3 separate regions of the Homo sapiens genome follow, and regions 1 and 3 are each linked to region 2. Evidence: read pairs that join two places in POLR2A ChIA-PET (ENCODE). Cell type or tissue: HepG2. All regions are shown on one strand. Each heading gives the region's core, and the rest is flanking DNA. Links, peaks and the distances in the headings are about the cores only.

Evidence for each region. ChIA-PET counts read pairs that join two places held together with the same protein. Peaks named below come from ENCODE experiments on the same cell type or tissue, not always from the same donor. Only the 100,000 strongest peaks of a DNase experiment are listed, where the experiment ranks them.
Region 1: POLR2A ChIA-PET joins it to region 2 with 5 read pairs; 2 of 35 experiments call an interaction of 5 or more read pairs at or near these places.
Region 3: POLR2A ChIA-PET joins it to region 2 with 5 read pairs; 2 of 35 experiments call an interaction of 5 or more read pairs at or near these places.

The regions. Positions count from the first base shown.
Region 1 is chr13:21,022,091-21,032,886 of GRCh38, forward strand. All of the region lies in intron 2 of LATS2 (large tumor suppressor kinase 2), which reads right to left. Among named protein-coding and RNA genes, the nearest start is that of LATS2, 34 kb to the right of the region's middle. In HepG2, for the core only: no CTCF peak of the experiment used is centred there; no DNase peak of the experiment used is centred there.
Region 2 is chr13:21,098,741-21,109,447 of GRCh38, forward strand. It overlaps the pseudogene IPPKP1. Among named protein-coding and RNA genes, the nearest start is that of SAP18, 36 kb to the right of the region's middle. RefSeq lists a silencer at 3,306-3,473. In HepG2, for the core only: no CTCF peak of the experiment used is centred there; DNase peaks (open chromatin) are centred at 2,571, 3,521 and 4,451; H3K4me3 peaks cover 826 bases.
Region 3 is chr13:21,034,626-21,044,262 of GRCh38, forward strand. The region is part of intron 2 of LATS2 (large tumor suppressor kinase 2); the gene reads right to left. It also overlaps the pseudogene RNU4-9P. Among named protein-coding and RNA genes, the nearest start is that of LATS2, 22 kb to the right of the region's middle. RefSeq lists enhancers at 863-1,687, 2,779-3,767. In HepG2, for the core only: no CTCF peak of the experiment used is centred there; no DNase peak of the experiment used is centred there.

The DNA.
Region 1 (10,796 bases), core at 4,065-9,064, 73 kb before region 2:
AGCTCTGAAAAATACCAATGCCCAGAATCCACCCTGGACCAATTAAATCAGAACTTCTAACAGATGTGTATGTATGCCTGTGTGTGCATACATGTGTACATGTGTGCAACTACGTAAGTGTGTGAATATGTGCATGCATGTGTGCCTATGTGTGTGGACGTATGCATATGTGCGTGTGCATGTATTTGTATGTGCATGTGTGTGTGAGTGTGCATGTGTGTGAATATCTGTATATGCCTAAGTGCATGTACTGAGTCAGGACTGAGAACCATTGCTCAAGGCCATGCATGCACCTAGATGGCCTCAAGTTCCTCAAACACAACCCCCACTAGCCCCGAAAGCCTAAAATCCCTGACATCTCACTTTTGTACTGCACGGTTAGAAGGTTCTTCCTGTATCCTGCAAAGATTGGTCCAGGTGGACCTTGGACCCACTGGCCCTTGTTCTAACCACGCAAAACACACCTTGTCCCTCATTCAAAATGTTTGAAAAGATCAAATGAACTGTACCAAAGTCAGAGGAAAGCTTTTTGTTTATTGTCAGAGTGCTTTTAGGAATCCCGCGTTTACTGCCTGAGCCACAGAAATGTAATACTGAAGGGGGAGAGAGATGAGGACTATGAAGCAAACACACACAAGGCCAATTTAGATATGAGAGTGGGGATTTATGTGTTTTTATAATACTGGAGTGGGTATAAACAGAGCTATCCACCCTGCGAGAGAATAAAAGATCCTCATTATGTTCATAAAGGGATTTTGCAGATTATTTCCTGCTTTAAAGGAAATAATCATGTTTCCTAGAACACATCTATAATCTTCATCATATACAAATAAGCAATAGACTCCCCTTCTTCACTCTCCAGCTGGACGCTTGGGCAAGGGTGTTTTGATTTTCTCTGATTAGCCAGGAAAGGGGGTGTGGGGGAAGCCACCCTCACCCTCTAGTCCAGCCCAGCAATCCCACTGCATGCACCTGCAGAGCCCCAGGGGGGCAGTGTCGCTCGAGCCGGGGACTCCTTTCCAAAGATCGCTCCCGGCATCCATAGCGCTGCATCGAGGGCTCCGGGCTCCGAGGGCTCCGAAGGCCGGGGAGTGGGACCAGCTCCCACACAGGAGACGCAGCTCAGGGCTTCTACATTTCTAGGAATGCTAAAAACCCAATTTTCTTAATTCCTTTTTTTTTTTCTTTTTAGAGATAGGGTCTCACTACGTCCCATCCTCCTGCCTCAGTCTCCTGACACACTGGGACCACAGGCGCTCGCCCCCTCTCCAGGCCCAATTTTCAGTGTGAAAGCTCTTGGTTCTTAAAAGTTGGAAAGACATTTTTAAAAAACTTGTAAGACACCGTGTGGGTAGAATAGAACCCAACTGCAAGTACACGGACCCCTGCACTTCCCGTCCTTGGCCTCTGTTCTCGAGGCGGGGCCAGGACTCTCCACGCTGCCGGAGAGCCCAGACAGTGTCTGAGATTGATGGTCAATAACACAGCAAGGTCTTAGGATTTCAAAAGGATGGGAGGGAGGTCCACCAAATGACACATTTTCTATGACTGGCTTTAAAAAAAAAAAAAAAAAAAAAAAAAAAAAAAAAAAAACAAACCTCGGCCGGGCGCAGTGGCTGACGCCTGTAATTCCAGCACTTTGGGAGGCTGAGCCGCGTGGATCACCTGAGGTCGGGAATTCAAGACCAGCCTGACCAACCTGGAGAAACCCCGTCTCTACTAAAAATACAAAATTAGCTGGGCATGGTGGCGCATGCCTATAATTTCAGCTATTCAGGAGGCTGAGGCAGGAGAATCGCTTGAACCCAGGAGGCAGAGGTAGCAGGGAGACGAGATCGCACCATTGCACTCCAGCCTGGGCAACAAGAGTGAAACTCCCTCTCAAGAAAAAACAAAACAAAACACAACTCAGGGGGCTTTGGAAAACAAGCAGGCATCCTCGGGAAGGGCCCCCCAGGGAGTTTACAGACCTTCCCCAGAAAGGTTAAAGTGTCTCGCTGTGCAAAAAAAAAAAAAAAAAAAAAAGAAAAAGAAAAAACAGCTTGAAAAATAACAGGAATGGGCCGGGCATAGTGGCTCACACTTGTAATCCAGACACTTTGGGAGGCTGAGGGGGAGGGATCACTTGAGGTCAGGAGTTCAAGACCAGCCTGGCCAACATGGTGAAACCCATCTCTACTAAAAATAAAAAAAAATTAGCTGGGTGTGGTAGCACATGCCTGGTAATCCCAACTACTGAGGAGACTGAGGCAGGAGAATTGTTTGAACCTGGGAGGCGGAGGTTGCAGTGAGCCGAGATCGCGCCACTGTACCCCAGCCTGGGCGACAGAGTGAGACTCTGAATGATAATAATAATAAATGATAATAAATAATATAAAAGTTAACCCTTTTTAGGTTGGCTGGACTTTCAGTGGGGTTCAGTGGCGGTTCTCGCCAGGGCATATCTAAAAGTTGAGTATGGCCCTGCGGGAGCTCTTCCTGCATAGCGCCTCACGGATGACATCTCACTTTGACGGTCATCACTGACCAGCACCGTGCTGTCCCACAGAAATGTAACTCGAGCCACATGTGGAATTTTCCATTGTCTTATACCCACATTAAAAAAAAAAAAAAAAGTACTGATGTTAAAAGATGTATATTTCAACCCAATACATCCAAATATTAACATTTCAACAAGTAAGCAATGTTAGAAATACTGACATTTTATATTCTCTTTTTTGCACTATGTCTTCCAAATCGGGTGTGTATCCTATACTCACTGCACACCTCAATTGAGATGAGCCCCATCTCAAGGCCTCCAAAGCCACGCATGGCCTGGGGCTGTCCCCACAGGCTCAGCCAGGCCCAGAGACACGCACATTTATGTACAGCCCTGCAGACCAGGCTTCCCCCATAACTTTTTGCCTGGTTTTGTTTTTTGATTCATTGATTTTTATATATTTAACAGGTTACTATCAATTATAATCAGTATTCCTTTATGGCTGATCTACTACTTGCTACTCCCATGAAGTCTGTAAGACACCTTTAATGAGGTATAATTTATGGTCACGGGGCCAGGTGCGGTGGCTCACCTGAGGTCAGGAGCTCGAGACCAGCTTGGCCAACATGGCGAAACCCCGTCTCTACTAAAAAAAAAAAAAAAAATACAAAAATTAGACGGGTATGGTGGCAAGCACCTATAATCCCAGCTACTAGGGAGGCTGAGGCAGGAGAATCGCTTGAACCCGGGAGGCAGAGGTTGCAATGAGCCAAGATCATGCCACTGCACTCCAGCCTGGGCGACAAGAGTGAGACTCCGTCTCCAAAAAAAAAAAAAAAAAAAAATTATGGTCATGAGTGAGGAAGAGTTTCTGGTTGGCACCTGAGGGGGTCGGACACGGACATGGGATCATTTTCTGGAAGACCTGTGGAGGGTTTCTTGAAAGGAACAGTACCAGCTTATTCAATAACTCTACCTTTTGGTGTCATGCAGGATGGATCACTTAGGTTTTATTCCTCTTCATGACACGTGAGGTAGTATGCTATGAAACTCTGTCTCATCGTCATTAGGTCTGCACTCATTGACCCAGACAGGTTCAGATCTTGCCTGACACTGCTCACAACATTATTTGGACATACTAAATGTATGCTGGTCAGCTGGTTCATACATGGTGAGGTCTCCTGTCCTCTGCACGGAGGAGGAAGTGAAATTATTGCTGTGACCCCTCAGTGTTCCAGGCTAGAAAAAAGCAGAGCTGTGGAGATGCTACTGATGGCCATACGGCCCTGTACGTCTGGGTTGATTTTTTCACCAACCGTGACTCTCTGACTAGGACTAGATTAGGGACCCCTGTTATAAGGTTTGTTTAAAGTACAGCCTGGTTTTGGCCTTGATTTTGCCTGATGTTTTGCAAGAGACTCTCCACCCAAGACCTAGCCTGACCATCTTTAAGCCACCTCTGAAAGCACTGGCCATAAAGAGGGCTGCCCATGAAATCAACACCAATCCCTGGAATACCCATCGGATGCCCCACCCTCCTCTAGGCATAAGAAAGAAGAGAAGGAAACGAATTATTTGCATCCACTGTAACTGGACCGTTCAAGTATGAAAGATGTATACACCAGTAAAATCACCATCACACCAAAGATACAGAATATTTCCATCAATCCCCAAATTTTCTTAGTGCCCCTTTATAGTACTCCCTCCCTCCACCCCACCCTAAGTAACTAATTATCCACTTTTTGTCACTATGAGTTAACCATTCTCTAAACTACTAAATAAATAAAACTGTGCAGTATGTACTTTTTGTGTTCAGCATCTTTCGTGCAGCATGATTTTGAAGCCCATTGATGCTGTTGTATAAGTGGTCCCTCGGGTTTCTTTGTTTTGGTTGGTAGCATTCTATTGTAGGGATGTGCCAAAATTCATCCATTCAACTGTTGATGGACACTGGGGTTGTTTAGTTTTTTGCTATTACAAATAAAACTACTATAAATATTTGTGTACAAGTCTTTTTGTAGACATGTTTTCATTTCTCTTAAGTAGATATATAGGAGAGGAATGACTGAGACATACGGTAGGTATGTTTGACTTAAATTGTTTTGCCCTGGCACCATAGCTCATGCCTATAATCCCAGCACTTTGGAAGACAGAGGCAAGAGGATTGTTTGAGCCCAGGAGATGGAGACCAGCCTAGGTAACATAGCAAAACCTCATGTCAATTTTTAATTTAAAAAACATTAGTAAATAAACTGCTTTACAATTCTATGTGAATTTTAAGAAAATTCCAATTGCTGTACATTCTCACCACTACTTAGTATTATCAGACCTTTATACTTTAGCCTTTCTAATGAGTATATAGTAGTATCTCATTGTGGTTTTAATTTGCATTTCTCTGATGATGAATGATGTTGCTTATCTTTTCATGTGCTTATTTGACATTCCTCTATATTTTTGTGAAGTGTCTACTCAAATCTTTTGCCCATTTTTAAAGGTTTGCCTTTTTATTATTGAATTCTAGTTCTTTATATATTCCAAATGTGAGTCCATTGTCAGATATATGTATCAGTAATATTTTTTCTCATTCTGTGGATTGAGTTTTGTTGTTTTAATGTCCTCTAAAGAGTAAAGACTTTTCATTTTGTAAACATCCAATCTACCAGTTTTCCTTTTACGTCCCATGAATTTTGTGTTGGATCTAAGAGATCTTTGCCTTTCTCAAGGTTGCAAGATTTTATCCTATGCTTTTTTCCCCAAAGTTTTTAGCTGTTTTATATTTAGTTCTACAATCCATTTTGACTTAATTTTTGTGAATGGTGTGAGGTCAGAGTAAATGTTAATTTTGACTCATCAGACTATCCAATTGTCTCAGCACCATTTGCTGAAAAAACAAACAAAAACCCTCAACCTCCGCCCTTTTCCTCATTGAATTTTCATGGTACTTGTGTTGAAAATCAATTGTAGTAAGTCCCATGTAAGTGTGGGTCTATTTTTGTACTCTGTTCCACTACCTGTCTATCTAGTCTTATGCCAATGCCACACTGTCTTGCTTAGCTTTAGAGACTACCCACAATAGTCTGGTCCAAAGTCAGGTCTAGCAGTTTTGAAAGTAAGGTAGTTTAAGGACTCTACCTGTGTTCTTTTTTAAAACATTGCTTTTGCTATTCTAGGTACTTTGCAGTGCCATATGAATTCACAATCAGCTTGTCAATTTCAATTAAAAAAAATAAATAAACCTGCTGAGATTGTATTTGGATTCTGCTGGATCCACAGATAACTGTGAGAACTGCCGTCTTAACAGTATTGAGTCTTCTGATCTGTGAACATACTCTCTCCATTTATTTATTTATTAATTTTTTATTTTTTATTATTATTATACTTTTAAGTTTTAGGGTACATGTGCACAATGTGCCGGTTAGTTACATATGTATACATGTGCCATGCTGGTGTGCTGCACCCATTAACTCGTCATTTAGCATTAGGTATATCTCCTAATGCTATCCCTCCCCCTTCCCCCACCCCACAACAGTCCCCAGAGTGTGATGTTCTCCTTCCTGTGTCCATGTGTTCTCATTGTTCAATTCCCATCTATGAGTGAGAACATGCGGTGTTTGGTTTTTTGTCCTTGCGATAGTTTCCTGAGAATGATGATTTCCAATTTCATCCATGTCCTTACAAAGGACATGAACTCATCATTTTTTATGGCTGCATAGTATTCCATGGTGTATATGTGCCACATTTTCTTAATCCAGTCTATCATTGTTGGACATTTGGGTTGGTTCCAAGTCTTTGCTATTGTGAATAGTGCCGCAATAAACATATGTGTGCATGTGTCTTTATAGCAGCATGATTTATAGTCCTTTGGGTATATACCCAGTAATTTATTTTGATATTTAATGTGATCAGCAATGCTTTGCAGTTTTAAGTGTACAGATCTTGCACATATTTTGTTAAATTTATCCCTAAGTATTTTGTATTTCTAAATACTACTGTAAATGAAACTGCATCTTAAATTTCAATTTTCTGGAGTCTCGTTCTGTCACCAGGCTGGAGTGCAGTAGCGCGATCTTGACTCACCGCAACCTCCGCCTCCCGGGTTCAAGCAATTCTCCTGCCTCAACCTCCCAATTAGCTGGGATTACAGGCATGCACCACCACGCCCTGCTAATTTTTGTATTTTAGTAGAGACGGGATTTCACCATGTTGGCCAGGATGATCTCGATCTCTTGACCTTGTGATCCACCCGCCTTGGCCTCCCAGAGTACTGAGATTACAGGTGTGAGCCACCGTACCCGGCCAAATTTCAACTTTCAAGTGTTCATTGCTAGTTCACAAAAAAACTACTGATTTTTGCATACTGACCTTGTATCCTGTGACCATGCTAAATTATTAGAGGAAATTATTAGTTCTGGTAACTTTTAAAAATAGATTCCTTAAGGTGTTCTATAAAAAGGATCATGTCAAATGCAAATTGTTATACTTCTTTTCCAATCTGTGTACTTTTATTTCTTTTTTCTTTCCTTACTGCACTAGCTAGGACCTCCAACAGAAGATGAAAGAGGACATCACACTGTATTACTAATCTTAGAGGCAAGTTATTTGGTTTTTCACCATTACATGTTGATGTTACCTGTGGATTTTACAGAGGTACCCCTCAGCAAGTTGAGGAAGTTGCCTTTTATTCCTAGTTTGGTGATAGCTTTTGGTACAAATGGCTGGTGGATTTTTCTGAAATGCTTACTCTATCTATTGAGATGATGAAATGGTTTTATTCTTTATTTTGTTGATATGATTAATTATATTGATTTTCTAATGTTTAACCTTGTATATCTGGGATATATCCCAGTTGATCCTGATGTATCATCTTCTTACCAAATGCCATTTACTAATATTTTGGTAAGGATGTTTGGATTTATATTGCATTTATAAAAGATATTGGAATGTCGGGTGCGGTGGCTCATGCCTGTAATCCCAGGACTTTGGGAGGCCAAGGCAGGCGTATCACGAGGTCAGGAGTTCGAGACCAGCCTGGCCAATATGGTGAAACCCCATTGCTACTAAAAATACAAAAATTAGCCGGGTGTGGTGGTGCACACCTGTAGTCCCAGCTACTCGGAAAGCTGAGGCAGGAGAATCACTTGAACCCGGGAGGCAGAGGTTGCAGTGGGCCAAGATTGCACCACTGCACTGTGGCCTGGGCAACAGAGCGACACTCTGTCTCAAAAAAGAAAAAAAAAGATATTGGGGATGGGCGTAGTGGCTCACGCCTGTAATCCCAGCACTTTGGGAAGCCAGGGTGGGTGGATCATGAGGTCAGGAGATGGCAGGCAGGTCATCTGAGGTCAGGGGTTCAAGACCAGCCTGGCCAACATGGTGAAACCCTGTCTCTACTAAAAATACAAAACTTAGCAGGGCATGGTGGCATGCACCTGTAATCCCAGCTACTCAGGAGGCTGACTCAGGAGAATTGCTTGAACCTGGGAGGGGGAGGTTGGACTGAGCTGAGATTGAGTCACTGCACCCCAGCCTGGCAAAAGAGCTAGACTCTACTTCAAAAAAAAAAAGGAAAAAAGAAATCCACCCCCATGGTCTAATCATCTCCCACCATGCCCTACACCCTATCTCCAACACTGGGGATTACATTTCAACATGAAATTTGGGTGGGGACAAATATCCAAACTATATCAACAATCTACTTAAATGTTAATTTTGAGTTACACTAGAAAAGGAACTCTGCTGGCCGGGCGTGGTGGCTCACACCTGTAATCCCAGCACTTTGGGAGGCCGACACGGGTGGATCACGAGGTCAGGAGATCGAGACCATCCTGGCCAACACGGTGAAACCCCGTCTCTACTAAAAATGCACAAAATTAGCCAGCCGTGGTGGCGGGCGCCTGTAGTCCCAGCTACTCGGCAGGCTGAGGCAGGAGAATGGCGTGAACCTGGGAAGCGGAGCTTGCAGCGAGCTGAGATCACACCACTGCACTCCAGCCTGGGCGACAAGAGTGAGAGACTCCGTCTCAAAAAAAAAAAAAAAAAAAAGAAAAAAAAAAAGAAAAAGAACTCTACAATAATATATTTCCATTTAACTCCCCCAACTCATAGTGTTGTATATCAGATCTATAGGTATGATAAACCTATCAATAAAGTATTGTTTTTACTTTAAATATTGATGTCTTTTAAAGAGATTACAAGAAAGAAAATAAAAAATAAATTAGTATTTTATACTTATTGATATCTACTGTTTCTAGTGCTCTTCATTCCTTCCTGTATATCCTTTAGCATTTTTCCCCCCATACACCCACCCCTTTAATATTTCTTTTAATACAGGTCCCCTGGTAACAAATTTTCTCAGATTTTTGTTCCCCCGGAAATGTCTTTACGACACTTTCATTTCAGAAAGACAGTTTGCTAGATATAAAATTCTCGGTGTATTTTTTTCTTCAGCACTTTGTGTCATTTCAATATATGCAGCATTTATACTGTCTAATGAGAAGTCAGCTTTTAATCTTATCTTTCTTCTGTATGTAACATCATTTTTCTCTGGGTGCTTTCAAGATTTTGTCTTTATCTTTGGCTTTCATTAGCTTAAATATGATAGGCCTAGGAGTTGTTTCCTCTGTGTTCATCCTGCTCTTGGTTTATTAAGCTTCTTAGATCTGTACATGAATGCTTTTCACCACATTTGAGAAGTTTTTAGCTATTACTGTGTCAAATGTTTAGGTATTTCCTTTCTATTCTTGGATTTCAATTTCACATATACTGGACAACCTCATATCATCCCACAAGTCACTGAGATTTCTGTTCAATTTTTTTCTATGATTTTTGGATTGGGTAATTTCTACTAATTTATATTTCAGTTTACTGGTTCTTTCTACTGCCGTACCTAATGTTATGTTGAGACCATGTAGCCAATAAAAATTTTTTCACCTATTTTGCTTTTCAGTTTAGAGTTTCCATTTTTGTAGTTTCCATTTCTCTGTAAAGATTTCCTGTCTGGGGCTGGGTGTGGTGGCTCATGCCTGTAATTCCAGCACTTTGGGAAGTTGGGGAGGGGGAGCATGGGATCACTTGAGCCTAGGAGTTCGAGACCAGCCTGGGCAAAATAGTGAGACCCTGTCTCTATAAAAAAGTTAAAAAGTGAGCTGAGCGTGGCGAAGTGTGCCTGTAGTCACAGCCACTTCAGAAGCTGAGATGGGAGGATTGCTTGAGCCCGGGAAGGCTGCAGTGAGCTGTGATGGCACCCACTGCACTCCGGCCTGGGTGACAGAGCAAGACCTCGACTAAAAAAAAATTTTCTGTCTGTGCATCACTAACCCTGTATTTTCTCTTAATTCTGACACATTTCCCTTTCATTGTCTGAATATATTTGTAATAGCTTTTTAAAAATTGTTTAAAAAACTAACAAAATTTGTCATTTTAACCATTTCATGATAGCTGTTTAAATGTGCTGTCTGGTAAAGCCAACATCTGGTTCCTCCTGGTGCTATTGACTGCCTTAGTTCCTAAGGGTTTCACTTTCCGTTTTCTTACCATGTGCAGTAATGATGGATAAAAACAATACTGTTGATAATACGTTGCAGCAACACTGCATTCTAATGGGTTAGGTACTCTGTTTTATAGGTAAGAGCTATGTGCTGCAATTTGACTAAATTCACATACAAACTGATTTCTACTCTGTTCTTATGGCTTACCACTTTTTATTTTATTTTTTGAGACAGAGTCTCGCTCTGTCACCCAGGCTGGAGTGCAATGGCGCGATCTTGGCTCACTGCAACCTCTGCCTCCCCCGGGTTCAAGCAATTCTCCTGCCTGAGCCTCCTGAGTAGCTGGGATTATGGCGCCCACCACCACGTCTGGCTAATTTTTGTATTTTTAGTAGAGACGGGTTTTCGCCATGTTGGCCAGGCTGGTCTGGAACTCCTGGCCTCAAGCAATCGCCCACCTCAGCCTCCCAAAGTGCTGGGATTATAGGGGTGAGCCACTGCACCCAGCCTTTTTTTTTCGTTCTTTTTTAAGCCCATCAGCTATCATTAGTATTAGTGCATTTTATGTGTGGTCCAAGACAATTCTTCTTCTAATGTGGCCCAGGGAAAAGATTGGACACCCCTAAATAATCCCTAAGACCCTGAGAGGCCTACCATGGTTCCCTGGATGGTACCGACACAAATGGGAATTCAGAAAAGAAAGAACTTAGCGGGCACTGGGATGAATGGCCGTAGAAGGCCACAAGGATGGGTCGTGGAAGTGGGACTCGAAGGGTGGACCACGGCTGGCTGGGGAATGCACTTCAGGGGGCGACAGCATGAGCGAACCC
Region 2 (10,707 bases), core at 1-5,000:
CAAAAATCTACATGCTTGTTTAGAGTTCCAGGTGATCCTGATACAGGTAGTCCTAAGAACCACAAATTTGGATACACTGGTGTGGAAGAAGATACGGGACCTTCAGCCACAGGTCCAGCTGATGAAATGAAATTCATGGCGGCTGTTCAGAAAGTTGTTTGACCTTAGGCAATTGAAGAAGCCTAGAGAGGTGGTATGTGCACAAAGTGGAATACTACAGAATTATAAAACATCATGCTATAGCAGATTTAATGACATGTCAATATGCTTGTTAGGAGGGGTGCGGTGGCTTACGCCTGTAATCCCAGCACTTTGGGAGGCCAAGTTGGGCAGATTGCTTGAGCTCAGGAGTTCGATACCAGACTGGGCAACATGGTGAAACCCGTCTCTACTAAAGATACAAAAAATTAGTCCGGCGTGGTGGTGCATGCCTGTGGTACCAGCTACTCCGGAGGCTGAGGTGGGAGGCGGAGGTTGCAGTGAGCTGAGATCGTGCCACTGTACTCCAGCCTGGGTGAGAGTGAGACCCTGTCTGAAACAAAACAAAAGAAACAAACAAACAAACACACACACAAACAAAACCCCCAAAATGTTTTTTATATATTGTGTAAAAAGGAGGTTATTATGTTTATTTTTTATTTTTATTTTTGTAGTATGTTATACTCTAATGAAAAGTTTTTTTAATCACACCTGTAATCCCAGCACTTTGGGAGGCTGAGGAGGGCAGATCACTTGAGGTCAGGAGTTGAAGACCAGTCTGGCCAACATGGTGAAACCCCATCTCTACTAAAAATACAAAAATTACCTGGGCATGGTGGCAGGCACCTGTAATCCCAGCTACTTGGGAGGTTGAGGCAGGAGAATGGCTTGAACTGGGGAGGCAGAGCTTGCAGTGAGCCGAGATTATGCCATTGCACTCCTGCCTGCACTCTAGCCTGGGCAGCAAAACGAAACTCCGTTTCAAAAAAAAAGAAAAGAAAAGAAAAGTTTTTTAAAAAGGAGATTACCAAAAGTTAGTTTCATTCTATATTTGTAGAAAAGGTTATATATGTATGTTATTTATTATATAAAATTATACATTTAAGGCCGAGCGGTGGCTCATACCTGTAAACCCAACTCTTTGAGAGGCTGAGGTGGGAGAACTGCTTGAGGCCAAGAGTTTGAGACCAGCCTGGCAACAAAGTAAGACCGCGTGTCTAAAAAATAAAAATAAAAAATAAGCCCAGCGTGGTGGTGCGTGCCAGTAGTCCCAGCTACTTGGGAGGCTGAGGTGGGAGGATCTTGAGCCCCGGAGTTGGAAGCCACAGTGTGTCGTGATTGTGGCACTGCACTCCAGCCTGGGTGACAGAGGAAGACTCCATCTCTAAAAAATAAATAAATAGATAATATGCATGTATTGATAACTTCAAGATAGATACCGGCATGTGTGCCTGTGTCTGTATATATGTAATATTAAGGACATTTTCTTGAAAATGAAAGCATCTTCTAAGGGAAAAAAGAAAAGTTTTCCCAGCAGCCCTAGCTGGGAAAGCATTAATAAGGTCAAGTAGCTCTTCCAGAGCAAGCCTCTCCTCGCTGCGGTGCAGGGACAAGTACTGACTGCTGAGGACTCCCAGCTTCCTGGACACCTTGATGCCCCCACGGCACAGGAGGGCCCTTCTGGTGGTGACCTGGCTCAGCTCTTCTCAGAGAAAGCGAGGCCCATCCCGCAGGCACGGGATGCTTCAGTGGTGGAGAATTAAAGCAAATGGAAAAGCGTCTTCTGAAAAGATGTGCTTTCCTGTCATGCTGTCCTGAATTTGTGACCCAAATCTTCTCAGACAGCTTTAGACATTAGTGAAAGCATCAGTCTTAAGAAAACTTGTTCATGTTTCCAGGGAAATGTCTTATTTTCATGCACGGGTTAAAATTCCACACATTTCTGACAATTAAATGTCAGAAATCTATCATTTTTTCTCAATTTAAGGAAATATCTTTGTTAGAGATTCAACTGTGTTCCCAGAAAGGTTGGAGTTCTAACGTCCAGTAAGTTCAGAATGTGACCTCTTTTGGAAATGGGGTCTTTGCAGAGGTAATCAAGAAAAAATGAGGTTAATCCAATATGACTGGTGTCCTTATAAGAAGGGGATATTTGGGCCGGGCACGGTGGCTCACACCTGTAATCCCAGCACTGTGGGAGGCCGAGGCAGGCAGATCACCTGAGGTCAGGAGTTCGAGACCAGCCTGACCAACATGGTGAAACTCCATCTCTATTAAAAATACAAAAAAATTAGCCAGGCATGGTGGCGCACTTGGCAGGCTGAGACACGAGAATTGCTTGAGCCCCGGGGTGGAGGTTGCGGTGAGCCGAGATCACCCCACTGCACTCCAGCCTGGGCAACAGAGTGAGACTCTGACTCAAACAACAACAACAACAAAAAAAAAAAAAAAAAAAAAAAAAGAGGCTATCTGGACAAAGATAGGCAGAGACAGGGTGATGTTTGTACAAGCTGAGCAACACCGAAGGTTACCAGCAACCACCAGAAGCTGGGGGAGAAGCCTAGAACGGATTCCCCTCCCAGCCGCAGGAGTCAACCCTGCCCATACTTTGATCTTGGACTTCCAGCCTCCAGAACTGTGGGGGAAGTAAACGTTGTTTAAGCTACCTCGTGTACAATGGCACTTTGTTCTCGCAGCCCAGGCAAACAGTACCTTTATTCTGTCTTGAAAAAATTATTATAATGGCAATATATAATCATTGTAAAACATTTCGGAAAATGAAGGAAAGTATGTGTTTGTCCATTTGGTTGTTATAACAAAATAAACACAAGAAAATTATTTCTGGCATTACTGGAGGCTGGGAAGTCCAAGAGCAAGGCATTGGTTGGCAGATTCCATGCCTGGTGAGGGTCCACTTCTTGGTTCCTAGACAGCCCTCTCCTCACTGTGTCCTCACATGGCCAAAGAAGTGAGGGTCTCTGGGGGCCTCTTTTTTTTTTTATTTATTCAAACAAGTATAATTCTCAAGTTATCACAAAATATCCCCCCCCCCAAATTTACAGTCAGCAAAATAGCTTCCTTATTTCTCATGTATCATTTTCATATAATTCCATGGTTTCACTAATATTATATGTTACAATAAGCCTCCACTAGTCCCTCAAAACGATGATATAAATAATCAGTCTGTACAACCTAGCCTAGAGTAAAAAACTGAAACCAAGTTTCCCAACGTTTTTCATAGCAGCCGGGCACACTTTGGTGACCCCAACGAGAAACCTCTCGGCAGCAGACAGGAGCTGTTCACCTTCCGGAAGCAGGGCCTGTGGCAGCCTGACAGGGAGAGGCCATGGGGCCCAAAAACGCAACTTGTTTCAAGGCAAACCTGAGGGAGGAACTTGGTCTGGGAGGAAGAGAAAACTAGCTCCTCAACCACCCCAAACACCGGAGTGTCAGGAAAGCAGTGAGCTGTCAGGGCACACTGTCCTGCCCGGACACAGCAGCTCAGCCAGTCACAGCTCCACCTCCAGCTTCTACAGCAGCAATTTCCAGTGGGAAAGAACACCTCATCTCCCCCTCATGTGAAAGATAAAATCGTAAAGCAAAAAAATTGGTCAATGCTCGCATGAGTGGTGTCCATCCTGACCTGAGTCTCGCACTCCCTGCTGCCCCACCTGGAGCTGTGGGCTTCAGCACCTCCACAGGGACCCTGAGTCTACATTGCTCAGAACTGGCATCTGCATGACTGTGAGGTCATGCTCTGCAGCAAGGTACCACCTAAAAACCTGTGTTGATATGTGGCTTGCACTGAAAAAGTGACCATGTAACTCAGCTGGGGAAAGTTCCAGTAGTATCCATGTTTTCTTAAAAGTCCAAACTGTAAAATGTATGTGACAAGTCAAGTTTTCTATGTTAAGAGTCTGGTGGTAGCAGATCAAACCTTAGGTCTTAGAATAAGGCTTTTCGCATTAGATAATCAGAGACGAGCACTGGTTGGGAAGGAAGAACTACCCAGAAGGTCTTCCCAGGGCTTAACGGACACTTCCATTTTAAGAATGAGAGCAGCTTCCTGGGACACAGCACTCATGTCCTACATTTCTTTTCCAGGAAGATGTTTCTAGTGCTCTTCAAATGCATGTCTCCAAGAGGCAATCCCACCTCAACAGGGGTTAAAAGCAAAAACATTCACAACCAAAGGTCACCCAACCCAACAGAAAATAGCTCTATCATTCAACCTTCACATTCTATGTTCAAGTTTCAAAGACACTGCAGGGAAAAAGTTAGATCTTGTGGAGAACTAATGTGCAATCTTCACTTTCCTTGAACCGAGTCGACATCATGGTATTGTCTTTGGCACGTACAGTCTTTGAATAGTAGTTGATGATCTTGCCATCCAGTTTATACTGATAGGGAATGCTCTCGTAGGGCTTGAGGTCAAGGTCCACCACAGACATGGAGAAAGCAACCCTGGGCCTTGATGAAGGGATGACAGGCCTTTGATCAGATCTGGCATCCTGCAGACACGGAGAGAGTGCAATCATGATGGAGCAGTCCTTGGCAGTCATGGTGATGCAGTACTGCTGCACCTTGAGGCCGAGGAGGGCGGATCACTTGAGGTCAGGAGTTCGAGACCAGCCTGGCCAACATGGTGAAACCCCATCTCTACTAAAAATACAAAAATTACCTGGGCGTGGTGGCAGGTGCCTGTAATCCCAGCTACTTGGGAGGCTGAGGCAGAAGAATGGCTTGAACTGGGGAGGCGGAGCTTGCAGTGAGCCGAGATTATGCCATTGCACTCCAGCCTGCACTCCAACCTGGGCAACAAGAACGAAACTCGGTTTCCAAAAAAAAAGGTCTGTCACAGTAACGACAGTCATGCGTGACATCACTCGAGAAAGGAATAAACCCACGTTTTGGCTTAATCTCTACACACAGAATCGGCCGATGGTGCTCTGAAAAGTGGTAGGTCTGAAGTCTGGTTAAATGGAGAAGGCACATACTGTAACCACTGAGAGTGTCCAGGTCCTTGTCACAGTGAGACTCTGGTCTTTCAGATTGTATCTTTATTTTATTTTTATTTTTTAATTTTTTTTGAGATGGAGTCTCATTGTGTCGCCCAGGCTGGAGTGCAGTGGCGCAATCTCGGCTCACTGCAATCTCTGCCTCCCGGGTTCAAGCGATTCTTCTGCCTCAGCCTCCCGAGTAGCTGGGACTACAGGCACACACCACCACGCCCGGCTAACTTTTATATTTTTAGTACAGGCGGGGGTTTCACCATATTGGCCAGGCTGTTCTCGAACTCCTGACCTCGTGATCCGCCCACCTCAGCCTCCCAAAATGCTGGGATTACAGGCGTGAGCCACCGCGCCCGGCCCAGATTGTATCTTTAAACGAAGCTGTTTCACAAACTCTAAAGGTGGCTGAACAACTTCCCCACAATGAACATAGTTCTCCCCCAAAAACTCCATGACATTTTTGCCAAAGTCCACTATGTTCTGCAGGTGCTGAAATATCTCTTCCGAGGTCTTCTTCCTATTTGGAGGAAACTTCAGAAAACTCAGCGAGACACAGCGCTGCACGTGTGGTAGGTACCCTCATTAATTCGCGTCCATTAGCCCCTCTTCCATGCCCTGGCGCAGCCCTGGCGCCTCGCGGGCTGGGACGCGGGAGCGCGAGCTGGGGCGCGGGAACGCGAGCTGGTGGCTGCCCGCCTCGCTGGGCACCAGCCACTGCCATCGGGAGAGGAGTGCCTGTCAGCTGCCGCCACCCACTCGACCCTGCCGCCGCGACTCGCAAGCTGTGGCCCTTTGGGGCTTCTTTTATAAGGGCACAAATCCTATTCATGGAGGCTCCACCCTCATGACCTAATCACCTTCCACAGGCCCCACCTCCTGCTACCATCACACTGAGGGTTAGGATTTCAACACGTGAATGGGGCTGGGGTCACACAAACATTCACACTGGAGCACACACTTCCTTCTAGAAGGAAGAAAAGGAAAATCACCGGTGCTACCACCAAGAGACTTACTCCTCTGTGCACTCATTTGCCCATTCAGCAAATCTCTGATGGAGCAGGTGCCGCGCTGGAGGCCAGGGAGGGGCGGTGCAGCAAACAGAGGCCTCGGCTTTGAGGAGTCAGGCAACAGAGTACAGTCAATCCACAAACACACCAGGTAGCTTAAGTGCGAGGAAGAGAGAGGATGCAGGCATGAACCACAGCGCCCGGCCCAGAATGTACATTTTTAAAGTTTGCTACAGTTGTCTAGTGACCTTCCGGAAGGTCATGCTGATTTGCCCTCCACACGGCACTCTGTGGGTGTGCCTGTTTCCCTACATGCTTTCTAGTGCTATGTCCAGAAATCCATCTTCACCAGTCTTATTTTCACTGGCACTAGCCAATATAGTTTAAAAAGGAGATTTGGGCGGGGCGCAGTGGCTCACGCCTGTAATCCCAGAACTTTGGGAGGCCAAGGCGGACGGATCACGAGGTCAGGAGATCCAGACTATCCTGGCTAACACGGTGAAACCCTGTCTCTACTAAAAATAAAAAGTTAGCCGGGCGTGGTGGCGGGCGCCTGTAGTCCCAGCTGCTCGGGAGGCTGAGGCAGGAGAATGGCATGAACCCGGGAGGCGGGGCTTGCAGTGAGCTGAGATCGCGGCCACTGCACCTAGCCTGGGGGACAGAGCGAGACTCTGTCTCAAAAAAAAAAAAAAAAAAAAAAAGGAGATTTGGGGCCGGGCACAGTGGCTCATGCCTGTAATCCCAGCACTTTGGGAGGCCGAGACAATCGAATCACTTGAGGTCAGGAGTTCAAGACTAGCCTGGCCAACATGGTGAAACCCTGTTTCTACTAAAAATATAAAAATTAGCCGGGCGTGGTGGCACACGCCTGTAATCCCAGCTACTCAGGAGGCTGAGGCAGGAAAATCACTTGAACCCGGGAGGCAGAGGTTGCAGTGAGCTGAGATCACGCCATTGCACTCCAGCCTGGGCGACAGAGCAAGACGCTGTGTCTCAAACAAACAAAACAACAACAACAACAACAAAACCCCACTGTGGCTGGTGTCATCATTATTACTGCTGTGTTGTTTCTGCTGTTGGAACAGTACAAATGGGAAAAAAGTAAAAAGGAAGAGAGTTTACCAATTATCTAAAATGAAATACTTAACAGGTTAGAGAGTCAGAACTTAAACCTAGAAATTCTGACTCCTGCTCCAGTGCTTTTTCCAGTTAAGCTGCTGTGGTTTTTTTTTTTTTAATTTTATTTATTAGTTTCCCTCTGCCTTCTTTTGTCTGTGACACATTGGGGTTCAGAGTGAGTGGGTGTAAATGAGCCTGGAACAACTCCTTGTGCCAAGCGGCAGGGAAGCCATCAGACACTGACAGGCCCATGTCAGTGAGTCCCTGGCTGGAGTTGAAAGTGCCACTGGCTAAGGAAACATTTGAAAATTTCTAAATCTGTGAATTCAAAAAGAGACTAAAAACAATGATGACCACAACTTTGTTGCTCACCCTTGAAGAATGCTAGGAACCAACGTTTAATTTTGAAAACCAGCAAATAAAAGGAAAGCAGTTAAGTATTTATTCTGTGCTTCCAATATGAACTGTACTACTGGGTAATCAGAGAGCTGACAGAGGGGCAGCTCCTATTTACAAAGTAATCCAGCTGATTAATGAAGAACAGAAAAATGAGAGTACCACCACGTGCCGCCCTTGTGTGAGATCTACCCAATGGCACACACACACAAAGCACACAAAACCGAGCAGATGTTCTGTGTGGAAGTGCACACCACCACTGGTGAAGTGTTTTTGTAAAAGTTTTAAATTTAAATCTGACGCAGCATCTCAATCAATTTCTGGGAAATATAGGGAACTTGCCAAGTGAGCATTGAAGTGAGGCTGCCGTTGGTAAAGTCCAGGAGCCGAAAAACTCCACAGGACAGACAACCTGGCTTCTTCATCTGAAAATTTGCGAGGAAAAAAAGAGAGAGAGGGCGAATTTATGGATTAAAAGAAAATTAAGTTGGGTGACTTTTATGGAATAGAAATGATACGTCAATCAAGCTGCTACAAAAAAACTAATTAAGAAGCTTATCAACCAGGACTCATAGGGCTCTTATTTGGATCCTGATTAGAAAAAAAAATGTACTAAAAAAGTTTTATGAGACAATTGGACATTTAAACACTGATTTCCAATTTGGTAATCTCAAGGGATTAATGTTTTAAAAAATTATGTATAATAATGGTATTTTGGTTATGTTTTTAGAAGAATCCTATCTTTTAGTGACACTGAAATATTTATGGATAAAAGTATATTATTTCTGGGATTTCTTCAAAATAATCTGGGATTGGGAAAGTAGGTGGGGTAGAAATGAACCAGGACATACCGCTACTTGATACTTGTTGAAGCCTGATGAGATACCTGTGGGGTCATAGTACTATTCTCTCTATTCTTGCATATATTTGAAAATGTCCATGATAAGAACCAAGGTTTCAGTATGCAGAGATTATGTAAAAGAATACTTCTCAGGCTGGGCATGGTGGCTCACACCTGTAATCCCAGCACTCTGGGAGGCCTAGGTGTGTGTATCATCTGAGGTCAGGAGTTCGAGACCAGCCTGGCCAACATGGTGAAACCCTGTCTCTACTAAAAATACAAAAATTAGCCAGGCACGGTGGTGCATGCCTGTAATCCCAGCTACTTGGGAGGCTGAGGCAGGAGGATCACTTGAACCCAGGGGGACAAAGGTTGCAGTGAGCCAAGATCACACCACTTCATTCCAGCCTGGACGAAAGAGCGAGACTCTGTCTCAAAAAAAAAAAAAAGAATACTTCTCCCACCTTATTTGAAATTTTTAAAATTAGAGACAAATCAAATGGAGTCTAAGTTAATATTTTTGGTACATCCTTGGGATGAAATACCCTGCTCCCATTACAAATGCATATGTCCACAATATGTTGTAAGCAATAAATCAGCTTACAAATGTAATTTTAATTTAATTTTAATTAAAACAGGAAAAAGATATTACATGCCCATTGTAAAAAGCAACTCAAATAATACAGAGGGGAAGAAGGTAAAGCTTCGCCTCCTTTCTCCATCCTTGTTGATGGGACTCAGATTCCTCTTTCTTGTGTATTTTTTACAGACCTTTTCTGTGTGATTCATAGTTTTGGCTTTTCCAGGTTGTCAGAGTTGGAATCATACAGTATGTTGCCTTTGCAGATTGGCTGCTTTCACTTAACAATATACATTTGAGGTTCCTCCATGTTTTTTATGGTTTAATAGCTCAGTTCATTCTAACACTGAATAACATCCCATTGTCTGGATGAACCACAGTTTATCCATTCACCTACAGAAGGACATCTTGGTTGCTTCCAAGTTTTGGCAGTTGTGAATAAAGCTGCTGTATTCCATGTGCAGGTTTTTGTGTGGACATAAGTTTTCAATTTATTTTGGTAAATACAAAGAAGCACAAATGCTGGATTGTATAGTAACAGTATGTTTAGTTTTCTAAGAAACCATCAACTGTCTTCCAAAGTGGCTGTTGGCTGGGCATGTGGCTCACTGCAATTTGGTAGGCCGAGATGGGAGGATTGCTTGAGCTCAGCAAGGAGTGCAAGACCAGCCCCGGCAACATAGTGAGACACTCTATCTCTGCAAAAAAAAAAAGGAGAAAACAAAACAAACAAAAAAACTGATGGTGTTTGATATAGCAAATTTTTATGTATTTATTTATTTTGAGATGGAGTTTCACTCTTGTTGGCCAGGCTGGAGTGCAGTGGCGCGATCTCAGCTCACTGCAACCTCTGCCTCCTGGGTTCAACTGATTCTCCTGCCTTAGCCTCCCCAGTAGCTGGGATTACAGGCATGTGCCACCACGCCCAGCTAATTTTGTATTTTTAGTAGAGATGGGGGTTTCACCATGTTGGTCAGGCTGGTCTTGAACTCCTGACCTCAGGTGATCTGCCCGTCTTGGCCTCCCAAAGTGCTGGGATTACAGGCGTGAGCCACTGCGCCTGGCCCACGTTTTTACAGTTAGTTTATATCTTACAATTTTCATTGGCAGTTTCATTGTAGGTTTAAGTAATAAACCAGGAAACTTTAAAAAATAGATGATAGATAAATCCCTCAAGTGCTTCCCGGTGCCCTCGGGATAACATACAACTTTCTTACTGGGACTTCCTATGTTCTTTATAACTGGCTCCTGCTCACTCGCCAACCCCAACTCTCCTCTGTAGCCAGCCCCCTAAGCATTCCATCCTCTGTCCTTTGCACATATATTCAACTCTGTCTGAAGGCCAGCCCTGCACACCTTCCCCCAGCAATCTCTATTTATCCTTTAAGTCTCGATGTAGAATCATTTATTCCATGAAGCTGCCCTGGTGTTCCCCTCCCCCAACCCCACACTTTGAACTTCCCTAGCATAGCGCTTTTCACCCGATGACAATTGTCTACTTGTTTGATGTCTTCTGAGGAGGTCAGCCAGCCCTGTGACCAGAAGGCATCAGCCCTGAGTTAAGTCTTGCTCACTGTTCTGTTCCTAGCCCCTAGCAGAGGAAGCCCAGCTCCACCATGGGCTCTGGCCAAGTGTCTGTTTTCTGAGTCCTTCTTGTCCCTATCGTAAGGCCCCTCTCTCAGCCACCTCCACATGCCTTTCACGGGGCCCAGGCTCCTTCAGGCGCTCTCCCCATGGCATGCAGGGTGTGCAGGACAGCACGAGGCTGCTCGG
Region 3 (9,637 bases), core at 2,047-7,046, 62 kb before region 2:
CAGCATCCTTCTTACTCTGCCTCTGGGGGTTAGGCCTCTGCAGTGGGATCAGCTACCAGTAGCTTGATTTAGTGCTTGTCTGCTTCTGACACCTGGGGCCGCTGCCGAGCCTACACAGCTAGGCTCGTTGCTGGGGGAGGATACAGAGGGGAGAAGAATTTCCTGCCGTTTCCCACAGTACAGGAAAGTCATCAAGAACTCTTAGGAAAAAAAAGGCATCCGCTAACAAATAAGTCAATTATAGAAGATTACAAATTGTAAAAATTTAACTATGAAAAAAATCTCCCCTCTAAATACACTACTACAAAATATATCTAAGATGGGGCTGAGCACAGTGGTTCATGCCTGTAATCCCAACACTTTGGTAGGCCAGGGCGGGAGGATCACTTGAGGCCAGGAGTTTCAGACCAGCCCGAGAAACATAGCAAGACTCCATCTCTATTGACAAGAACAAACCAAACAAAACCAAAACAAAACAAAAAAGCAAGAAAAGAAATCTAAAACGAGTAAAACCTAATATATAAAAAATTGCATGATGAATGTGGCTTTAATTCAAGAGCTATGAATTTCTGGCAAGTAAATTTTAAGGCCAAAATAAAGAGAAGCTGGGTAGTGACTATGATAATGGATGTGGCATTTTTTTTTTAATTTTGAAATTCATCATAACCCTAGTAAAAATAGTTCTAAAAGAGAGCATTGTTAAATGCCATAAAACATTCTATTTCCTTGTTGGTTTTTCCCCTATTTACATCCTTGTTGGTTTTCTCTATTTACATCCACAAATGGTTTGGCAATGACAGAAACAGTTTAAATGAAGCCCCCACACAGAATTGCATGCAGACTGGAGACCCAGAACTCGGAGCCCCTCTCCCAGGGCCCCATCCATCAAGCCAGGCAAAATTGGGGTTCCAGGCAACAAAAACCATCAATCTAGACTGTACATGAGTTCCCGCCTAGATCTCTACAACCACATGACAGCAAATAATCTCAGCAGTAAACGTTTGGTGTGACACAACAGGCATTAAGTGAACAATATTTATGATCTCCAATATTTTTCACATTATAGCCCACATAAAAAATGCTAATATCTGTACTGCACACTGGGATAGAAGAGCAGGTTGCTCGCAGTGGAGGGACCCAGCTCCCAAAGGGCTGCAGGGACCAACACCACAGCACGCAAGTAGCCAGTGATTCCTAGAGCCCACCTAGGACCTGCGCCACTCACAAAGGTAAGTCATTCAGGGAGCAGAGAAAAGGCATTTCCTCAAAAGCCCCCTTCCCCTTTTTTCGGGGAACAGAGTCTTGCTCTGTCGCCCAGGCTGGAGTGCAGTGGCACGATCTTGGCTCACTGCAACCTCTGCTTCCCAGGTTCAAGTGATTCTCGTGCCTCAGCCTCCTGAGTAGCTGGGACTACAAGCGTGTGACACCACACCTGGATAATTTTTGTATTTTTAATAGACGGGTTTCACCATGTTGGCCAGAGTGGTCTCGAACACCCGACCTCGGATGATCCACCCCCCTCAGCCTCCCGAAGTGCTGGGATTACAGGCGTGAGCCACCGCACCTGGCTTAATTTTTGTATTTTTAGTAGAGACAGGGTTTCATCATGTTGGCCAGGCTATTATCAAACTCCTGACCTGACAAGATCCAACCACCTCAACCTCCCAAAGGGCTGGGATTACAGGTGTGAGCCACTGTGCCTGGCCAAAAGCCCATTTTAACAGGAAAGTGGGTCCAGTCTCAGGCACTTAATAAGAGCCTCCCTACTCACCGCCAAAATGAGAGCTTTCTAGTACTTAAAAGTGGAGAACTATTACCACTTTCTATTATCACACACATCCATTACTGCAATTAAGAACACAAAGCCCAGCCCTTGCGGTGGCTCACGCCTGTAATCCCAGCACTTTGGGAGGCCGAGGTGGGCAGATCACGAGGTCAGGAGTTCAAGACCAGACTCACCAACATGGTGAAACCCCGTCTCTACTAAAAATACAAAAATTAGCCCGGCATGGTGGCGCGTGCCTGTAATCCCAGCTACTCAAGAGGCTGAAGCAGGAGAATTGCTTGAACCTGGGACACGGAGGTTACAGTGAGCCAAGATGGCACCACTGCACTCCAGCCTGGGCGACAGAGCAAAACTCCGTCTCAAAACAACAACAACAACAACAAAAAACAACAACAAAAAAGCCAACTATTAAACTGACAGTTGCTTCTAGTTTTTAGTAGTAGTAGTGATAATATTCATCGTTAGCAGGGTTGGAAGTATAAATTCAATTGAATGATTTTTAAAAACCCACTTGGCAATACAAATAAGAATGGTAAAAATGCTCTCAACATTTACGCTAGTAATTCCATTCCTAAAATGTATTCTAAGGAAGTCAGTAATATCCATAAGAAGGTGTGTAGAAGAATGTTCATGACCAGCTCTTTACAATAAATTATGGGACATCTATTTGAACAATGGAATACAATGCAAATGTTAAAAATCATATTTTAGGACCGGGTGTGGCGGCTCAGGCCTGTAATCTCAGCACTCCGGGAGGCCAAGGCATGTGGATCACCTGAGGTCAGGAGTTCTAGACCAGCCTGGCCAACATGGTGAAACCCCATCTCTACAAAAATACAAAAATTAGCCAGGCATGACGGTGGGTGCCTGTAATTCCAGCTACTCAGGAGGCTGACGGGGGAGAATCGCTTGAACCCCAGAGGGGGAGGTTGCAGTAAGCCAGATCATGCCATTGCATTCCAGCCTGGGCAACACAGCAAGACTCCATCTCAAAAATCATAATAATTTTAAAAATCATATTTTAAAAGACTATTCAATGGAATGAAAATGTTTATGACGTAATGCTTGTCTCTGTGCTTCTCTGTTAGGTGTTTTTGAGAGCTTGCACAGTTCTGGGTCTTAGAAAGTGGCGACTAGAACAAAGCCACTGTCTCACAGGCCTTAAAATCTACAAAGGGAGACGCACAAACTACTTAACAGCAGATTCTGATAAACACTGGGGGAGAAAATTATGGTGTCACGGGAGAGAACGAGGGACCTAATTTTGACTGGAGGCTCAGAAAAGGCTTTTCTGAATCACAGACCCAAAGATGAGCCCTGAGGGAGAAGTGGGCCTGGTCCCGCAGCAGGGCCAGCACTGGGCAGCCTGAGAGACAGGCAGAGTGGGCAGGGCCAGGGTGGTCAGGACCAGGGCGGGTAGGGCCAGGGTGGGCCTGCCAGCAGCTGGGATCCTGCAGCTACAGGTGGGTCCTGTCCGCCAACTCCCAGGCACCATCCTGAGGCCAGAGAAAAGGTTTCCAGAAGGGAAATGACAGAATCTTCCCTTTTCAGAATGAGGGGGGCTAGACACGGTGGCCCACGTTTGTAGTCCCAGCTACCTGGGTGGACCGCTTGAGCCCAGGAGGTCGAGGCTGCAGTAAGCCATGATCATGCCACCACACTCCAGTCTGGGTGACAAAGCAAGACCCTGTCTCAAAAACCGAAACAAAACAAATCAGACTGAGGAGGGTACTGTGCAGGGAAGGCCGGAGAAAGACGCAGAAGGGGCAACCAGGAGCCACCAAGATCCCAGGAGCAAAGGTGGAGCCTGTACCGGGGGCAGGAGAGGCCAGTGCATGAGGTGCTTCCGAGGAGAACTGACTGGGGTGATCTGATGGGCTACAGGACCTCAATTCTGTTACACAAAAAGTGTGTGTGTGGTATATGTATTATATAGTTTAATATATAATTCCATCTTTTTTTTTTAATTTAAAAAAATAGACAGGGTCTTGCTGTTGCCCAGGCTGGCCTTGAACTTATAAGCTCAAGCAATCCTCCTGCCTCAGCCGACCAGACTGTTGAGATTACAGGTGTGAGTCACTGCACCCCACCTATTTTATCTCTCTCTTTCTTTTCAGTCTCTGTAGAGACTGTCAAAAATCGCCAGTGCTGACTACATTTCAAGTTGTTATGGTGGGGTATTGGAAAGTTTCCAATTAGCAATAATCGCACCTTGGACAAACTTCATTGGCTATGACACTGCCACTGTGCAAAGCTTTATCTATTTTTGTAATTAGAAAAAAGTTGTGCAGTTTTATACCAACATGTTAACAGCAGTCTTACCAGGTGGCCGAGGCGGGCGGATCACCTGAGGTCAGGAGTTCTAGACCAGCCTGACCATCATGGAGAAACCCCGTCTCTATTAAAAATACAAAAAAATTAGCCGGGCGTGGTGGTGCATGCCTGTAATCCCAGCTCCTCGGGAGGCTGAGGCATGGCGCATTGCTTGAACCCGCGAGGCGGAGGTTGTAATGAGCTGAGATCACCCCACTGCACTCCAGCCTAGGCACAGAGTGAGATTCCATCTCAAGAAAACAAAAACAAAAACTAGGAGCAAGGCTTAAGGGGAGAGGGGATTATGACACAGAGGGGTATGCTTTGCTTGTGTCTTGTCAAAGTAATTTAAATTCCTACATTAAAAAGGTATGTGGTGTGCCTTCTGGAAGAGCCAAATTTAATTTGAAAGCCACTAAGAAAAAAAAAGGGGAAAAGGCAAGGAACTGCTACACCCAAAAGCCATTGTAATACAATTTCCTGTTACATGACCGACATTCCTAAACTTAAGTGTTTCTTTCTTCCTTCTCCTCTTATTAATATTTCAGCACGCGTGTTCAGTAACACCAAACGGTGGTTCCCTTTCAAGAGGAAGTGAGAAAGAGGAAATGTACATGTTATCTAAATTCCTTTTATCTTTTTCATTAGCAAAATATCTTTAGTACAATGAAGAATCCTGTGGCAGGATCTTGTCACCAAGACAAAGGGCTAGGAGATTAGTGTTACCATTTCTCTATAGCTTTTTTGGTGATGCATATTGTTAGAATTAAGCCAAATAAATATCCCGAGGAGATCTGCATTTCTGGTTAGCATCTTTTCCAGTGTCTGACAACTGAGGTGAGGGTTTTGGCTGGACTAGTACACAGAACTTTCACTGGTGAGCAAGCACTGATTGAGCACATGCTCTGCAACATGGGAGGCCTTGTGGGCACAGAGGGATAAACTCCCAAGATCCAGGCCTCCAGAGACACTGCCTAAGACAGGGAGAGCAAGACGGGAACATGACAATCTGCCAACACAATGCCCAATGCATGGAGCATCCTTGGGGTTAGAAATAAATTTCTGAGGCCAGGCAAGGCAGCTCACACCTGTAATCCCAGCACTTTAGGAAGCTGAGGGTGAGTGGATCCCCTGAGGTCAGGAGTTCGAGACCAACCTGACCAACATAGTGAAATCCCATCTCTACTAAAAATACAAAATTAGCTGGGCGTGGTGGCGCATGCCTGTAATCCCAGCTACTTGGGAGGCTGAGGCAGGAGAATCACTTGAATCCGGAAGGCAGAGGTTGCAGTAAGCCGAGATAGCTCCATTGTATTCCAGCCTGGGCAATAAGAGCGAAACTCCATCTCAAAAAAAAAAAAAAGAAAGAAAGAAATTTCTGACCAGGCATGGTGGCCCACGCCAGTAATCCCAGTACTTTGGGAGGCTGAGGCAGGCGTATCGCTTCAGACTAGGAGTTCAAGACCACCGTGGGCAACATGGTGAAACCCCGTCTCTACAAAAAATAGAAAAATTAGCCAGACATGGTGATGTGCGCCTGTGGTCTCAGTTACTTTGGAGGTTGAGGCGGAGAATTGCTTGAGCCCAGGTCAAGGCTACAGTGAGCCGAGATTGCGCCACTGCACTACAGCCTCGGCGACAGACCTTGTCTCAAAAAAAAAAAAAAAGAAAGAAAAAGAAAAAGAAAGAAATGTCTTTGCTGTGGAAGTTTGAATAGGAACAGCTCGATCCAGGTGGAAGAACCAGGAAGAGCCTGTGTAAAAAGGAATCTGAGTGGAATCACAGAAGCTACTAGAATCCAGATAGGTGGTGATACTTCCAACCAACGAAATCATATGTCAGAGAGACCCAAAGTAAGCAAGCGGGAAGAGCTGTCTGGGAGGCCATGCTGTGTGGCTGAGACACTGCAGAGAGCTCCTCTGTAGAGGGGAGCATGTGGGGAGGATAAGACCAGGGTCTGGGAGGCCCCAGGAGCTGCAGCAGAGCCAAGGTGGGAGTCAGGCTGGCCAGCTGCCAGGGACGTGGGGGGCAGCCATGTATGGATGCCCAGGGAATGAGAGGAGGGGAGAGGGACCCTGATAAACTCCATGCCCCACAGACATGAGGGAAAGGAGAAGCAACCCCTATGAGGATGGAAATGAGAAAAGAATTCTTATCTGAGGAATCTGAGTCCTTTTAAATTATTAGGCCCAGAGAGACATTAAACTGAGAGAACAATCACATTCTACTTCCCCCTTGAGGCATGTGTTCACCTTTTTTTTTTTCTGAGGCAGAGTCTCGCTCTGTCGCCCAGGCTGGAGTACAGTGGCACGATCTGGGCTCACTGCAAGCTCCGCCTCCTGGGTTCACACCATTCTCCTGCCTCAGCCTCCAGAGTAGCTGGGACTACAGGCGCCCGCCACCATGCCCGGCTAATTTTTTGTATTTTTAGTACAGACAGGGTTTCACCATGTTAGCCAGGATGGTCTCGACCTCCTGACCTCATGATCTGCCCGCCTTGGCCTCCCAAAGTGCTGGGATTACAGGTGTGAGCCACCGCGCCTGGCCCACTCCCTTTTCTTATTAAGCAGATGGCCCCTGATTCACTGAGCAGCTGGTGTGGACACTGTTCTCAGGAAGGCTGCCTCTCAGTGCACATCCTGACCACTGGCTGTCTTCTTTATGCCCTTCCTTATTTGATCTAATATAATCAGTTTATCAGTTTGTTTGTTTACATTTCTTCCCTAACCTCATTCCATTAAAGTTTTAAATCACTTAAACATGATAAAGTGGGGGGAAAGAACTGGATTAATCAGGATTAGGAAATTACAGCTGACACAATATTCAGGACCAGGAAAATGTATCAATGCTGAGCCACAGACTGGGCACCCCTCAGCAGATCAGAGGGAGGGTGGACAGGCAGGATACAGGTCATCCACAGAGAAAAAGCCCATGCCAGTTTCTCAAGGAAAGCAGAACCCTTTCCTAGCACTCGCATCCAAACAAAGTTCTCACATAAGTCTTCCTAGAGGGGACACCATGTGATAAAGTGCTTTGCTATTCTAAGGGGTCCAGGGGGCCATGGGCCTCCCCTGGGAGTTACTGAATTGGAACCTCACCCTCACAGGACTCATAGGCACCATCCTGAGTGCTATAATTAAGAACAGTGAGTGCAGTGAGCTGACGACACCCCCACCTACCCACACCATGCAGATGTTCCCCCTATAACCCACTGCAACCAGAGAGAAAACAAGTCCCAGGCTTCCGCAGAACAGAAATATTTTGCATATTTAAATGCAAACTTAAATGATCACTTATGCCAATAACTATCCAATGCTCAAAATATGATACTCATAACCAAAAAACTTACCTTTCCAATTCCTTAAATCTATATTTAAAGAGCAGCTCCTCCCATAAGAAATATTAATCTAGTGGCCTAGTTTTTTTCTACAGGAATTTTTGTAAGTTTTCAGTAATTTATGTGCAAAAGACTAATAAACATATCATTTGACATACACATTATATCCTTACACAGAAAATACCCTTGAGTCTTTTACTTTTTCCAGAAATTTCCATTTTAAAGTATTTTAATTAAAAATATACCCAAACATGCTAGTTACATGGGTGGGTTTAATATGCAAAAATTCACTATGCTGTGTGCTTAGAAATTGTGCACTTTTAAAGTAAATTTTACTTTAATTAAAAGTTAAGGCTGGGTGTGGTGGCTTGAACTTATAATTCCAGCACTTTTGGAGGTTAAGGCCGCTTGAGTCTGGAAGTTCCAGTCCAGCCTGGGTAACATAGTGAGATGCCATCTCTAGAAAAAATTTTGAAAACTGGCCAGACGTGGTGGCACGCCTGTAGTCCCAGCTACTTCAGAGGCTGAGGTAGGAGGATTGCTTGAGCCTGGAAGGTCGAGGCTGCAGTGAGCATTGACCTCACCACCACACTCCAGACTGTACAACAGAGCAAAACCCTCTTAAACAGACAAAACAGTAGGAGTGGCTGGGCATGGTAACTCACGCCTGTAATCCCAGCACTTTGGGAGGCCTAAGAGGGCGGATCACAAGGTCAGGAGATTGAGTCCATCCTGGCTAACACGAAACCCGTCTCTACTAAAAATACAAAAAATTAGCCGGGCGTGGTGGTGGGTGCCTGTAATCCCAGCTACTCAGGAGGCTGAGGCAGGAGAATTGCTTGAACCTGGGAGGCAGAAGTTGCAGTGAGCCGAGATTGCGCCACTGCACTCCAGCCTGGGCCACAGAGCGAGACTCCGTCTCAAAAAAAAAACCAAAAAACAAAAAACAGTAGGAGTGAAAGGGGTAAAGCTGCAACAATAAGAACTCTCGGCCAGACGTGGTGACGCACGCCTGTAATCCCAGCACCTTGGGAGGCCGAACGAAGCAGGCAGATCACTTGAGGTCAGGAGTTTGAGACCAGCCTAGCCAACATAGTGAAACCCCGTCTCTGCTAAAAATACAAAAATTAGCCAGGCGTGGTGTTGCGTGCCTGTAATCGCAGCTACATGGGAAGCTGAGGCAGGAGAATCACTTGAACCCAGGAGCCCAGGTTGCAGTGAGCCAAGATGACGCCACCACACTCCAGCCTGGGCAACAGAGCAAGACACCGTCTAAAAAAAAAAAAGAACTCTATTATACTGAATTCAAATCATCTTTTTAACAAACTGATGCATACAACTCTAAAGGTACGGTTATCTTTTTCTCTTATTATTTGGGTTCACATAATGACTTTCCTACCTGAATTTTCTGAACGCAAATACATTTTTTATCTAGGCCAAGAAAAGTGTGAGTTGGAGGGGAAAGGTGGAGGCACAGCTGTTTTAAGTTATAAAGTAACACCACACACCAAACTGAATGAATTATTTCAAGGGCATTAAATATGGTAAATGGAGGCCTTTCTGCTAGCAATTAACATAAATTAAATGTTGATGGAAACTTCATCGGTGTCATGATCCTTACTTTTAGTGTATTTGTGTTTCTGTATTGGAAACAGCACTGGCTTTATTACTTCTTGCACTATAATTATCACTAATGGATTTTACCCTAATAAGATCCCACCTGTATTTGGGATTATTTGCTTGACTTGTTTCTTTTTCTCACAGCTGAAACACAACCGCAAAGAACACAGGGGCTTGGTTTGCCTCCTTTGTCTGCAAGTGATTTACAGGAGAAGATTTTAAGCTCTGCTGTTGGCCTGAAAGTTTCTCTGCAATCTTACTCCAGATTTCCCCAGGACTGCTCCTTCCCTACTTTCAAAACTGCTGGGTTCTGTACGTCAAGGGATAATGCTTGGCAGCATATTTAACTTCATGCTTTCACAATAAGAATGTCTGTGCCTTTGCTGTCAGCTTCACTGCTGAAACACTCTGCACCACATTACTCACAACCCTGTGCTTTATCAAAGCAGCTCGACATAACAATCCTCACTATATACAAGTTAATCCCAGTATGGCCCAAATTATCAAGGAAGCCCTCTATAAAACAGCAGGATTCATTTCACAAACATCTCCTCTGAGAAATGTAAATTCTCTATTTAAGG